2 separate regions of the Mus musculus genome follow, and region 1 is linked to region 2. Evidence: chromatin loops called from intact Hi-C (ENCODE). Cell type or tissue: left cerebral cortex. All regions are shown on one strand. Links, peaks and the distances in the headings refer to the core of each region. The heading gives the core; the rest is flanking DNA.

Region 1 (6,712 bases), core at 1,184-6,183, 64 kb before region 2:
GAAAGACGTGGAGACTACAAACCATACTATAGCACTCAAACATCGGGGCCTCCCTAGGCTGTGTGCCCAAAGCTGCCGTTCCCCTGGGTTCCTTGGAGCCTTTGGGCCTGAGGACTTCCCATCTGAGGTCCCACTGACACAGCACCTCCTCTAACTAGCTATGGCTGGTCCTGCCAGAGTCAATAATGCATGAATGCTTCTTGTAGTCACCTCTGGCTTCCTGGAGGCCCTCTTGTACAGCATCCCATTGGAAATGATCCACCACCACCTGCATTCCCTACCTCAGAACCAACACTTGGACCATAGCCTGCTCTGATTCTAGCTTGGAGACGGCTGGCTCGCTCCAGCAGATGCTAGTTTACACAACACGCCGCCGCCGTGACCTAGACACAGCAGGAGGGAACATCAGTCTCCCAGGATTCCAGGAAATAGGTTATGTCATGAGTGGGTCAGTTTAAGGTCACCACAAGGGAGTTTATGACTTGTGTGTTCAGAACCAAGCCTGGCACACATAGACATCTCAACAGATGGGAGCTGCGGATAAAGGAGCGAGATGGCTCTATCTTTCACTGATCCCTGCTTGGGATGGCATCTTACCAAATCATGGCTCTGTGTCTGACTTGGCTGGATAACGATGCCAACAGGGCTCTGCGTGGTTGCTGGAGTGCCACAGGTGTGTGGCACCTGTTAAGTTGAACCTGTTACTTCATGCACACAGTGTCCCAGCTGGGTCCTGTAAAGGGACCCACAGTGGGAAAGATGCAGCAATCCAATTGGAGGAAACCCACATCTCCAGCATTTCTCCGTAGTAGCTGAGGACCATCACTCCTGGTACCTGCCAATCTGGGAGTCTGAGTCTCTCCAACCTAGGGAACCTCTTGGCTCAGTGAGGTTTTATGTCTTGCTTGAAAATTTACCTATTCTTCAGAGTATTCCCTACTCTAGATTCTTCACAGCTAACTTCCTTACAGCTAGCTCCACCCCCCTTGGGAGTTCACCCGTGCTAGGTTTACCTCTACGCTTTGACAGTGGAGTTGCTCAAGGGAGGTCCTGACTTGCCTTTCCCGGCTCTGTGACTAAGAGAGTATGCTTATCTCGTGACTGGGTCCTGTTAAGTAAACACACGGATTGAAAGCCGGCAGAAAGTGCCGGCACAGTGAACCTTAATTTGAGTTGTATTTTCTTCAAGTGTTCAAAAAAAGTGATTACTAATCAATATACACATAACATTTTTTTTCTGTCATAGCCTTAATGGATCGCAAGGGGGATGTTTTGGTTTGAAAGAGCAAAGTTATAGAATGCAGTTTCTGAGCATGGCAGCAAGCACATCTTCATCCGAACAGCTGCGACTGATCCAAAGAGAACCTGACATCAGGCCTTTTTTTCTAGAAGGAGGGAGTGGGGAGGGTCACTAGACCCTCACCTGAGATTCCAGCCACTCCTTGCAGAATTACATACAGTAACTCTGTAGGTCATCCTGCCTAAGCTACTTGTGTTCCTGTGGTCCTCAGAGGTGGTGCAGTGCAGGGTTAACTGGAGGGAGCATTCTGTCCATGCAGGTTTTAGGAAAGCAGTTATTCATGCTCGGGTGAGACTTTCTGGTGGTGTGGCTACTTTGGGGTCATCCAGGAACCTGTAAATAACCCCTCATCAATGATATGTCACTGAGTCCAATAAACTCAGCACCTCACCAAGGCACAGTGGGATGGATTGGATTCTTATCTCATACCGCATATAACATCAGCTCAAAATGGGTTAAAGAGCCAAAATGTAAAACCTGGGATTATAAAACTCTAAACCCTCCTATCAGTCTAGGAAGTAATGTTTTGGGCATCATAGCAAAATCCCAAGCAATAAAGCCAATTAAACAAGCTCCGTCAAGTCAGAAGCTCCCTGGCATGGGAGACAGTCAACAACATGGGAAAGCTGTCTGCAGATGGGGGGAAATGTCTGCAAATGATTTATCTGGGTTAACAGCCAAACCATATAAGGGACACACCACCTAATTGTAAAGCTCCGAATAACTGTTTTTAAAATGGGCGAAGAACCTGATCAGACATATTGCCAAAGGAGACATAAGAAGGGCAATCTGTGCACGGGACGGGGCTAACATCACAGGTTGTCGGGGAAATTCAAATCTACAGCACTGAGAGCTATTGCTCTACACCATTTAGGCTAGGCTTGTGAGAGACACAAGAAGGGTGAGGGCATAGCTCAGCGAGGACAACTCAGCTGAAAAGCTGGCTTGGATTCCCAGAAACATAACCAACAGATGGACCGTCAATGGGCCAGAAAGACCAGGTTTAAGGAGGGTGTGGGAAACGGGGACCTTGGTGCCCTGCCGGTGGGAACGTTACGTTTGGAAACCAACAAGGAGATACTCCAGAGAATTACCAGTGAAAATCAACCATATGGACCTAGCCATTGCTCTTCTTGGAATATACCCACTGTAAGGGAAATCAATAGATATGATTCTAAAATTAGTGGAAGGCATTCTAGAAGGTTTGAGTCTAATAAGTTGCATTAATACTGATTTATACCACATTGCCTGAAGCAGGACTTTCTTAGTTGCTCCAAGAGAAAAATAGGAAGCAACCAACTCAGCACATTTCTCTTGATCTTAAGTAGGGACCTGAACTCTTTTTTTTTTTTTTTTTTCTTCTCTTGGGCTGGAGTTTGAGTTAAGGTTTCACTAAACAACCCAGGTTGGCCTTGAACGCCACAGTTAGGGATTATAAGCACAGGCCACTACATCAGGTAGATGACAAAGAGATGGCCCATTACCAGTTGGCATTGGTTTCAGAGGATATAATTCTATGGTAAAACGAGGGCTGCTTTCAGTCTTTGGGGAAGAGCTGGGCAGCCTTCTCCCAGTCACAGCCCTTCACTCCCCAGCAGGAGGGTGTGCCCCACCCTTGCTGCAGCTTCAAGCAGGACCTATTTTCCATGTCTGCTTGATGAGTAGCCGAAGCCAGGTCGGAGCCCACTGGAGCATTTGAGGCCTCAGGGCAAATCTCTCACCTTGGTGAGTTTGCCTTGGTGAGTTTGTACAGGAATTTTCTTGCTGTCCTGAGCCCTTGAGGGCAAGACCTCTCGTGACTGCAGAAAACCCACAGCAAGCCTCTTGTGCAACCTTCTCAATACAGCTGTGATCCCTCAAACCTACAGCCAGGTCTGGGCTGTGTTTAAAGCACTTTGTGTGGGGGTGGGAATGTCTGGGGGTGCGTGTGCTCTCAGGAATGGTTTATGAATCATGGTGAAGAAAGGACCAGCTGGTAGGATGCTGAGGGCTGAAGAATGGTTCTCAGTCTCTCCTCTAGCCACCTGGTCACTGGTCCAGCAACCTAGAGTTGCTGGGCTCCAAGTAGCAGGTCCTTCTTCTCAAGGTTGACCGTTACTTGACCTCCCCTCAGTGCCTGAGGGAACTGGTCATTTTCTGAATTCTACACCAGGGCTGGACTCCCTGGGTCTCTCTCTCTCTCTCTCTCTCTCTCTCTCTCTCTCTCTCTCTCACACACACACACACACACACACACACACACACACACACACACACACACACACAAACTCATTGTCTCAGTGCTTTGAGACAGGGTTTCTCTGTATAGTTCTGACTGTCCTGTAACTGACTCTGTAGACCAGTCTGGCCTTGAACTCAGAGATCTGCCTGCCTCTGCCTCCTAAGTGCTGGGATTAAAGGCATGCGCCACCACTGCCCAGATCCCCTGGTTGTTTCTTTAACACATACGTATGCAAGTCTTGGCAGTCAGCACTCCCTTAATGTGGTAACAGGGATAGCTTCTGGCATATCTGTGCAATGGTATTGGGGCCCATCCACTAGAGCCTGTATGCACTTTAACGCAATGTGGCTGCCATCTTGTAATTCTAAACAACTTGTGAGTGGATCTTGAATTTTCATTTTGCTCTTGGCCCTGAAGAATATGTGGCTGTTCTCAGGGATCCATCTCTCTGACAAAGTAAGCATATCAGTATCAAGGAGAAAATAGATTTTTCTTCTTTTGAGGTACGGTTGTGTGGTGTAGCTCAAGCTAGCCTCAAACTCACAATCCAGTCTCAGCCCTTGGAGTACTAGGATTACAGAAACACCCCACTTACACTTGGCTTGGGAAATAAGGTTTTGATTATACCTGACACCTCGAGTGAATCCTTAGCTCTGTGAGCTGAAATCACAAGGTATTTCATTTACAGTGAGAAGAGACTGTTGATGACCATTAGCTGCAGGTCAGCCCACCAACTTCTGGGTCCTCGAGAAGTCCTTCAAAGGCATTGCCAGGTGTAAGTATTAGCATGGTAGACAGACTAGAGAGGTGGTTTTCCTTTAAGCACCTATTGTTTAACCATAAGCTTATAGCACTCTGGCCAGCCTGACCCAATCCATTCGGATGTTGTCTGCAGTGGGACTCAGATCTGGTCCTCCAGGGACTCAAAAGGCTCTTCTAGTTTGAATCCTACTGAAAGTCTCCGGTAGTGCCTATTCAGCTCTTGGCACGGGGTGGGTGCACTCTATGCTTGCTGATGATGGTACAAACCATATACACAGATTTTATCCTCCCTTTGCCTTCCATGGAGTAAGGACCACATATCACCTAAACATCTTCCCTAATGAAGTTCCAATTTCTTACTCTCCATATTGCCTTCTTCAGTAGAGGCAGTGGGTGAACTCCAAGCAAACCAAAATTGAGGGTGATTTCTACAACAATGCTATTGGGAAAATTGTCTTCCAAATTTAGTGACAAGTAATTTTTCTTTTTAAAAATGTGGTTAGTTAATTAGTGTTTTTTTTTTTCAAGACAGGACTTCTTTGTGTAGCCTTGGTTGTCCTGGAATTCGCTCTGTAGACCAGGTTGGACTTGAACTCTCAAGAGATCCAGCTGCCTCTGTCTTCCAAGTGTTGGGATTAAAGGAGTTTGCCAACACTGTCTGGACAAGCACTTTTCTTATGAATCTGTTAGCGATGGTGGGGTTGGCTTATGAGAGAAGCTTTGCTTCAAGTTGTGTGTCTATCCAGTTCCATTATATTTGGGGACCTTTACACCACATGTGTTCACTTTGGGTCCAGAGTGCAGTGTGCATCAACACAGGGCAAGCTTATGTCGGGGCTGTGGACAAACGGAGATGCAGAGGTATGGTAAGGTCTACACTGAGGTTGAACACTATTGTGTCTGTCCGTAGTCCACTGTCTAAAGCAACTCACATGGCTAATCTCTAAGAGACAGAGGCATCCTCTCTGTCAATAGCACGTCAAGAATGTAGATGCAGGGGTGAAGAACTGAAGGTAGTAATTAAGTCCACCACTCTGTGCTCCAAAAACCCAGCCATCGTCTAGCCATCCTCAGGACTGTGGTAGTTAATCTCCTTATCAGTGGGCAAAATTCCTGACAGAAATAACTTAACAGAGAACTTACCTTGGCTTAATATTAATAATGGCTGTCTGAGCATGGAATGGCAGCTTCCCCCTCCCTCCGCCCCTGCTTTGTAGAGACCGGGAACAGGAAGTGAGAGAAGAACTGGGGGCAGGTTCCTTCAAAGGCCCATCTCCCAGTAGCTTGCTTCTGGTAGCTATGCGCCACTTCCTAAAGATTCAATAGCTTTCAAAATAATACCACAAACTGAGGACTGAGTACTCGGCCCATGAGCCTGGGAGGAACATGTGGGATTCAAACCACAATAGAGTTCATTGCTTCTTAAGCATTTAATATCTACCAAGCACCAAGCAAATATTTAGTGGAACTGTATCACAGTATATCCCATAGTTCACCATAAAATCCATGGGTTTTATAGTGGAAGCCAGGTCATAAAGTATCTTCTAGTGAGCATATTAAAATGCAGTTACCACATTCCCAGGTAGGATGACAGGGAGGTCCAGGGTCCAGAAACCTGTATTGCATAGCAGCTCAGAAGAGAGGGGGCTAAGGTGGGAAGTCTCCTGGTCCTTAACAATTGTCAGGCTAATCAATGATGCTAGCAGATTTGGTAGATTGGGGTACATTCTTAGAGATGCATAATTTGTAAACCTGTGTACAAATGAATGGCTTCGCTGACCCCACTCCCATTCCCCTCCCCACACCATCTCCATTTCTGCAGTAGTTGAGGTCTTGACGATGTCACTGAGTTTTAGAGATAGTCTCTGGTCTCTAGAAAATAACTAAATACATATACCTTAACATCATGTTTAGAAACTGAAAGTTTGTCTTGCTTAACGTTACAGGATGTTGATTATTTCCCACTATTCATTAGACAAAGGTTTTTTTTTTAATAAATACTTCATTTGGAGTCCCTCCCCTCCCCCAGATAACCACATCTTTCCTCCTAATTGATGAGGTAAAATCTAGCTGACCCCACACACTGTTGCTGAGAAGAGCCATGCATTTGAGTCTAGACCAAGCCTCGGTCTGTCTGGGGTGTGTTCAGCTCATACCATAAAAGCCTGAGGGTGTGGGAGCTTTTTGTGTCTACCACAGTAGCTACAGCTGCCTAAAAATAAAGGACAGGAAAGGAGAACAAAAGGGTTTGGCAAGAAAGCTGAACACGGGAGTCCAGCTGGGCCTAAAGATGGATGGTCTGTCTCTCTCTCTGCCAGAGAAGCAGATGCTCACACTGTATAAGTTCATCAGAGTTCGGTTTCTTTTACCTGCAACCGTAAGAGCCCTGGCCAGTATTTCATCATCTGATATTGAGAATAGCCTGACCA
Region 2 (6,712 bases), core at 683-5,682:
TTCCCTAAAAAACACTGGAACAATAGGAATGAAGGAAAATCCTGCCTTTCACTAACCTGTCAGAACAAGATTCAGTGTTAAACATCTGGGTATGAGATTTGATGTCTGTGAATTTCTTCAAGAGTAGAAAAACACCCAAGCAGAGAGCCATGAAAAACTGTCTCCAAGTCTCCCCCATATTAAATGAAATGAGTTACACCATACCTACAATTCAGTCTTTTTGTTATTTCTATGTCTGCCACCCCTAACGCTGACGTGTCAGGAAGGCCAACAGGCAGAGGGAGGTTGCTTCCCCCCTTCCTGTTCCCACCTTGCCCCTTGCAGAAGTCGTGGTACCTGCAAGCCGTGCATGGCTGCAAGTGGAACACGTGGCTGAGAGGCAGCAGAGAGGGGACTCTGTGGGATTCTCCCTCGAAACCTCAGCCTCTGGATGCACTCTGGGTGCAGGTGCGGAGGAAATGGCCTTTAAATGATGACAGATTATTAGGCGCGTGATTAAAATGAGGCCAACCAACCTCAAACGTTCAGATCTGCTTCCCAGTTCAATTTGGAGCTGTGGTTGAGTCCTTTAAAGAGAGAAAAGAGAGAGAGCATCATGCTCCCCTGAGTTCCATCTGTCCATTCTCGCTGTCTGTCCTGCTGTTATTGGCAACAGCAGTCAGTTCTGTGGGCTGAGTCTCAGTCTCTCTCTCTCTCTCTCTCTCTCTCTCTCTCTCTCTCTCTCATATTAGGAGGAGATGCTCCATCTAGCTCTGGAGTAAGACAGCATCTGAAATCCCCTCTGCTGAGTTAAAATCGCTTCCCACGCTAAGCCTGGGTTTCCTCACTCACTCTATACAGCCATTCATACCAACCTCTTAAGGGTGTTATAAGGATTAAACGAAATAAATATGTAAAGCACTCAGCAGGATGTTTGACATAGAGTAAGTCCCAGTGAATACTAGCTTCTTCCCTCCCCCCCCCCTTAAATTTCTCTCAGCTCCTTGCAAGCACATGCAGTGAGACATCCTGCGGTCATTCTTGCAGATGTGTACAAAATACACATCTGACGGAGGAAGACGAAGAGTGAGTAGGAATGTGGGCTGTCTCTCGCTAGTAGAGCTTTCTGGTAAAAGCATTGCACCTGCAGGGGAAACCGTTGCAGGTGGCTTAGAAATAAATGGAAGTGATTTTGTACTTTTCTCTCTTCTTATAAGGAAGGAGGTGTGCGTGCGTGCGTGCGTGTGTGTGTGTGTGTGTGTGTGTGTGTGTGTGTGTGTGTGAGAGAGAGAGAGAGAGAGAGAGAGAGAGAGAGAGAGAGAGAGAGAGAGAGAGAGAACCCAAGGAAAGAGCCCATTCAATCAATGGATGCTGAAGCTGGCAGTGAGAGGGCAACTGAGGTCCAGGGAGCAGGAGTGGGGAAGGGCATACAGGGATGAAGGGGAGACATCCACCTCCACACCTAGACCATCACCTGCTGGGAGCTGGTGAGGAGAACCCGCTACCTAGCAACATAGTCCCTCCTTGTGACCTATAACTATTGATGTGAGGCTGACTTGGGTACATCTCCAGTAGTAGTTCTCTCTGAGTGGGAAGTCACAGTATCCATGAGCTTGGGGCTGGTTGTTGGCATGTGCATTGAGACCCTGGAACCAGGAAAGTGAGGGCTAAGGAGGGAAAAGAGAGTCTGTGGCCACATAGGAGACAGAGACAGGAGACTTCAAAGAGGTCCTCTCTACTTTGCCTCATGTACAGGCTGCCATAAGGGGCAGGATTTTCAGATGCTCAGACTGAATAACAGCGGGGACACAAGGTGTTCACCAGGACCTAGCACCTAGGAAAAGAGTGGAAATCAAATTGCCATAGGCATCTGACAGAGCATCACCCAATGTTGCCAGGAGGGAGCATGGCTGGACACTTTGAGAGGGTCCACAATCAGGGAAGAGCATGGCTTTGGGCAGGCTGACTCTGGCTAAGGGGGGATCCTGTGAGAGCTAGCCTATCAACTCCGTTCCCCAGGGCTGTATAGCCAAGCCTTCCTTGGAAGTTCTGAGTGGTATGTGTACCACAACCACGTCTACCACTCCAGTTTGTTCTTATTTGTGTTCCACAAACACTGAATCACATGAATGGTACTGGGCCATTTTTCCTAGGATAATATAAAGCTAGGTTCCTTTGAGCCTCTGGTCACAACATCTTCATCAGTTAACGTTTAACCTTGTATCTTAACCTTATTTCGGACATACTGTTGATTTACTAGTCTTGAACTCATGGGCAATTGCACCGTAATTCACATCTTAATGAAGCTTGTCCGCTTCCTTGTGATTAAGAACAATAGCCAGCTCTTAAGAGCTATAGTGGGGGTGAGTCAACAGCCAAAAGGTGGAAAAAGGAAATGACAATAGGCCTCATTCATGCAGCATTTACAGTATGGGGGCTGAGAAGGGCAGTTAGAGGACTGTCAGTTGGACCTCGTGTTGCAGAGGTCTAAAGAACCAAGGGCCCTCCGAGGCAGGATGCTGTGCGGAGCAAGGACTGGAAACGTGAATGGCTCAGCTCTTCTCCATCCCAGAAAACTCCCCCCTCTCCTTGGGTTTCGGAGCAACACCGAGCCAACCTCTCATCCACCTCCTTCGCTTGCTAATACAACAGCAGCTTGTGTTTAATTCGGATTGATTCAAATTAGAGAATTCAGCAACTTTCCAAATCCACCCACTTCTTCCTGTGTGGCTAAGTGTTCCCATACTGGATGAACACGGAGAGAAGAGAGGATTTGGATATTATCCTTAACGTTATTTGCTTGCTTTTCAAATCTTAATAGAAGATCCCCCCCCCATTTATTTTTTAATAACTTGGTGGAAACCAAGAATAATTTCTGTGAAAGAGTTGGTTCTAGGCAAAAATGTTGTTTGATTTCAAAATACACCATAACCCAGCTTTAAGGCTTTAAGTGCTATAAGACGTTTGTAATTTAAAATGTCCAAAGTCAACACTGTATAGGGTCTCTGGTGGGGCAGGAATCACGGGGCTGCAAATTGCCTGTTTGTGTGTGTGTGTGTGTGTGTGTGTGTGTGTGTGTGTGTGTGTGTGTGTGTGAAGTGCTTGTTTAAAAAGCACATTAGCTTTTTGCAGTCGGCTCCCCCCATCCTCTGCTCTGCCGTCGTGTAACCACTTTCCTGGGGTTGGTAAGCTTTGCAGGCATTATTTATACGTGTGCTAAATATTTATGAGTTCAAAGTAGATCAGATAAACCGAAGCAAAGACGCATGTGTACATTATAGAAATCCTGAACCTATGGAAAAATGTCCACATCTGACATCCTGTTTCCTTATCCGCTGCATCTTCTGATGGTTACTAATGTCCCCGTCAGGGTCTCTTTCTAATTTTCTAATAATTGATTATCTGGGAGAGCAAGGGAAGACATGCTCCAAATAGAGCACAATCGATGGCTTGAGTCACTAGACCCTTTCGCTGGAGTGGCCTTCCCACACTGGGTATGGATTCTAGATGGAGGGAGAATCTGTGGTCCCAATGCATTATCTTGTGGCTTTGCCAGGCTTTTAAATACTTGATCTTCCTGTTCTGTTTTGTTATATGATGGAGCAATGTGTTTAGTCTTCCTGGAATCACATCTTACCCACATGTCATTCTCTCTCTCTGTCTGTCTCTGTCTCTGTCTCTGTCTCTGTCTCTCTCTCTCTCTCTCTCTCTCTTCCCCCTGAACACTGCAGCGTGGGACCATCTCACAAATGGTCCCAGTCTCCACAGTAGCCAGAGACACACCTGGCCTCAAATAGCTTTGTCTATGGAGTTTAGTATACAGCATAAGAATTGTCTTTTTCTATGTATTCTGTGACTTAAAGACAGTAGGAGAGTACTACCCAAGACCAAGGTGAACTGGAAACTTAAGGGTTCTTTGGAAATTGGCTGGATGGTGTTTTGCTGGGGCAAACACGCGAAGCATTTAGCTGAAGCAGACACAGGTGAAAGGATGTTCTGCTAAAGCAAGCACATGAAAGGACGCGTGATGAAAGATTCTTTGCTAATGACACATATGTATTGGTCCACCTTACATTTTGTAGTTGAGCTGCATTTGTCGGGACTCCTCAGACTCTGGCTGATTGGATGCTCGTGCTGAGGTAAGGCATGTGGAGGACACATGATGTTTGGAGAGTATAAATAGGACTTGAACAATGATGGAGACAGAGCTTGTCTTGCTGGTACAGCAAGATGTGCAACACTTGTGGTCTCATGTCTTTGCTGATCTTTGCTTCCCTGAGAGAGGCACAGCTGAGAACTTCTCCTGGTGTTCCTGCTCGTCCCTCCTGCTGACTTGAGCTGAGGCTGAGGCTGAGGCCTGGCTGTCTTTGCTAGATCATGTCACCACTGTTGCTAACCTGACTACCAAACTGGACTGCTGGTGTATCTGAGAAGTGTTTGCCAGTGGATCAAGCTGCTGTCTGCTAACCTATGAACTGAATGGCTGATTTCCAGACAACACAGACAGGAGTGACCCAAAGAACCTTTCTAAACAGCTTGGCTTCCCCTTTCTTTTCCACTACCTCTGGTGAGTAGTGGGCTGCAAGAGAAGTTAATGTTTGAGAACCATCATTAAAAATAGGATTTGAGCCGGGTGTGGTGGCACACGCCTTTAATCCCAGCATTTAAAAAAATAAAGTTAGCAAGGTTCATCATGACTTTGGAAATTTAAGAGATCCATGGTGCCTTTATCTTCAAGCACATTTTCTTCACTGTCTACTGCAGTGGTTCTCAGCCTGTGAGTCGCAACCCCCTTGACGGGGGTCACATATCAGATATTTACACTATGATTCATAACAGTAGCAAAATTATAGTTATGAAGTAGCAATGAAATAATTTTATGGTTGGGGATCACCACACCATGAGAAGTAGCATTAGGAAGGCTGAGAACCACTGATCTAGTGACGACTTCCACAGGATAACTGGATCATATTTCTAGCCAAGACTGACTACAAAGACTGACCGTTTACCAAACCTTCCATTCCTTTCCCAGGTTTGGACACAAACATTTCCCAAGCTCTGCTCATGCAGGTGAGCACAGAACACCAGCTTCTGCTGCTGCGATGTAATTGGATATGATCGACCCAGCATCACTGAGCCAAGGCTGCTAATAGTTGTATGCCTTTTACACACACACACACACACACACACACACACACACACACACACACTCCACAGTGTCCTTGAACATAACACTTTTGAAGATGGCAGCTGGGGTTGGAGAGAGGACATTGATTAAGAGGGCATACTGTTCTTCCAGAGGACCTGAATTCTGGTCCCAGTCTCGTTCAGGGGGATCTAGTGCTTCTGACCTCTGTGGGCACCTGTATATATGTGTGTACACACAATTAAAATAATATGTATTGCCGGGCAGTGGTGCACACCTTTAATCCCAGTACTTGGGAGGCAGAGGCAGGTGGATTTCTGAGTTCGAGGCCAGCCTGGTCTACAGAGTGAGTTCCAGGACAGCCAGGGCTATACAGAGAAACCCTGTCTCGAAAAACAAAAAAGCAAAACGAAAAAAATGTATTTTAAGATGTATATGTTTATTTATATATCTGTATGTATATCTATATGTATTCTATATATGTATATGCATCTCATGTGTATATATTTCATATATATACACACATATGTGTATATATATACATGTGTATACATGTATATATGTATGTATATACATATATATACACACACATATATGTATGTATATATACACACATATATATTTATGTATGTATGTGTGTGTGCAGGCACTCAAGTGCCATGGCACACACCACACGTGGAGGGTCACTTTTGGGGATCAGTCGTCTCCTTCCGCCATGGGTTCTGGAGTTGAGGTCGTGAGAGTTCAGTGACAAACACCTTCACTCTTAGTTGCTGGGCCATCTTGCTGGTCAATGTCAGGTGTCTTTCTCAATCATATCCCACTTTATTTTCAAGACAGGCTCTCTCACGGAACGCCAAGTTCACCAGTCAGCTAGGCTGGCCAGCCAGAAATGCCCAGGGTCCTTCTGTTTCCGCCCCTGCAGAGCTAGCATTACAGGTGTGCTTGGCCTGCCTAGGCCTTTTGAGTGGATGCTCTGGATGAGAACTCAGGACCTCAGGCTTGTGTAACAAGAACCTCACCTGCAGAACCTTCTCTCCAACCTTCCAAGGCCCCCCTTCTCTCCTTTATTGTGTCACCTTCTTAGCCACTGTTTCCAAAGCCCGTCAGTGCTAATGTCCCCCTGGCCTGAGTTGTGGGTTTCTCTGACCCAGGATCTCTCCCTGAAGACTTCAATCAACAATAGCACACTGCTCGGTGTGTATTTGTGCAAGGTCAGCGGAAATTGCCAGCTCCCGTACCATAGCGGAGCCAAGTCCTGCCTGAAGAATCCAAAAGGTTTAAACTGGAACTGCTACATTGGGTTCAGACTGAGCTCTGCTGAGGAAGCAGGATGTAAAATCCTGGGGAGCCCACAAACCCCAGAATGATACCTTGTATAAGCTTTGGCCTGACTCAGAGCTTGAACAGCCAGCTACACTGTTAACAGTCGGAGTTTCCAAAGCGAACACAGGACCACCTGCCTGGTTGATGGTCCATTGGCCCCCAGCTTGTGGAATTTGTGAAACAGCTCCCTCTGCCGGGCTACTACTGCATTTAATGCTTTCTGTGTCAGAACTTGGGAGAAAATAGATGGACCTGGAAAGT

Evidence for each region. Peaks named below come from ENCODE experiments on the same cell type or tissue, not always from the same donor. Only the 100,000 strongest peaks of a DNase experiment are listed, where the experiment ranks them.
Region 1: it touches region 2 in a loop (4-fold over the local background); 1 of 42 quality-filtered maps calls a loop at or near these places.

Annotation. Positions count from the first base shown.
Region 1 is chr5:74,861,222-74,867,933 of GRCm38, reverse strand. No RefSeq gene overlaps it. Among named protein-coding and RNA genes, the nearest start is that of Gm52779, 80 kb to the left of the region's middle. In left cerebral cortex, for the core only: no CTCF peak of the experiment used is centred there; a DNase peak (open chromatin) is centred at 3,239.
Region 2 is chr5:74,796,496-74,803,207 of GRCm38, reverse strand. No RefSeq gene overlaps it. Among named protein-coding and RNA genes, the nearest start is that of Lnx1, 97 kb to the right of the region's middle. In left cerebral cortex, for the core only: no CTCF peak of the experiment used is centred there; DNase peaks (open chromatin) are centred at 806, 1,038 and 2,628.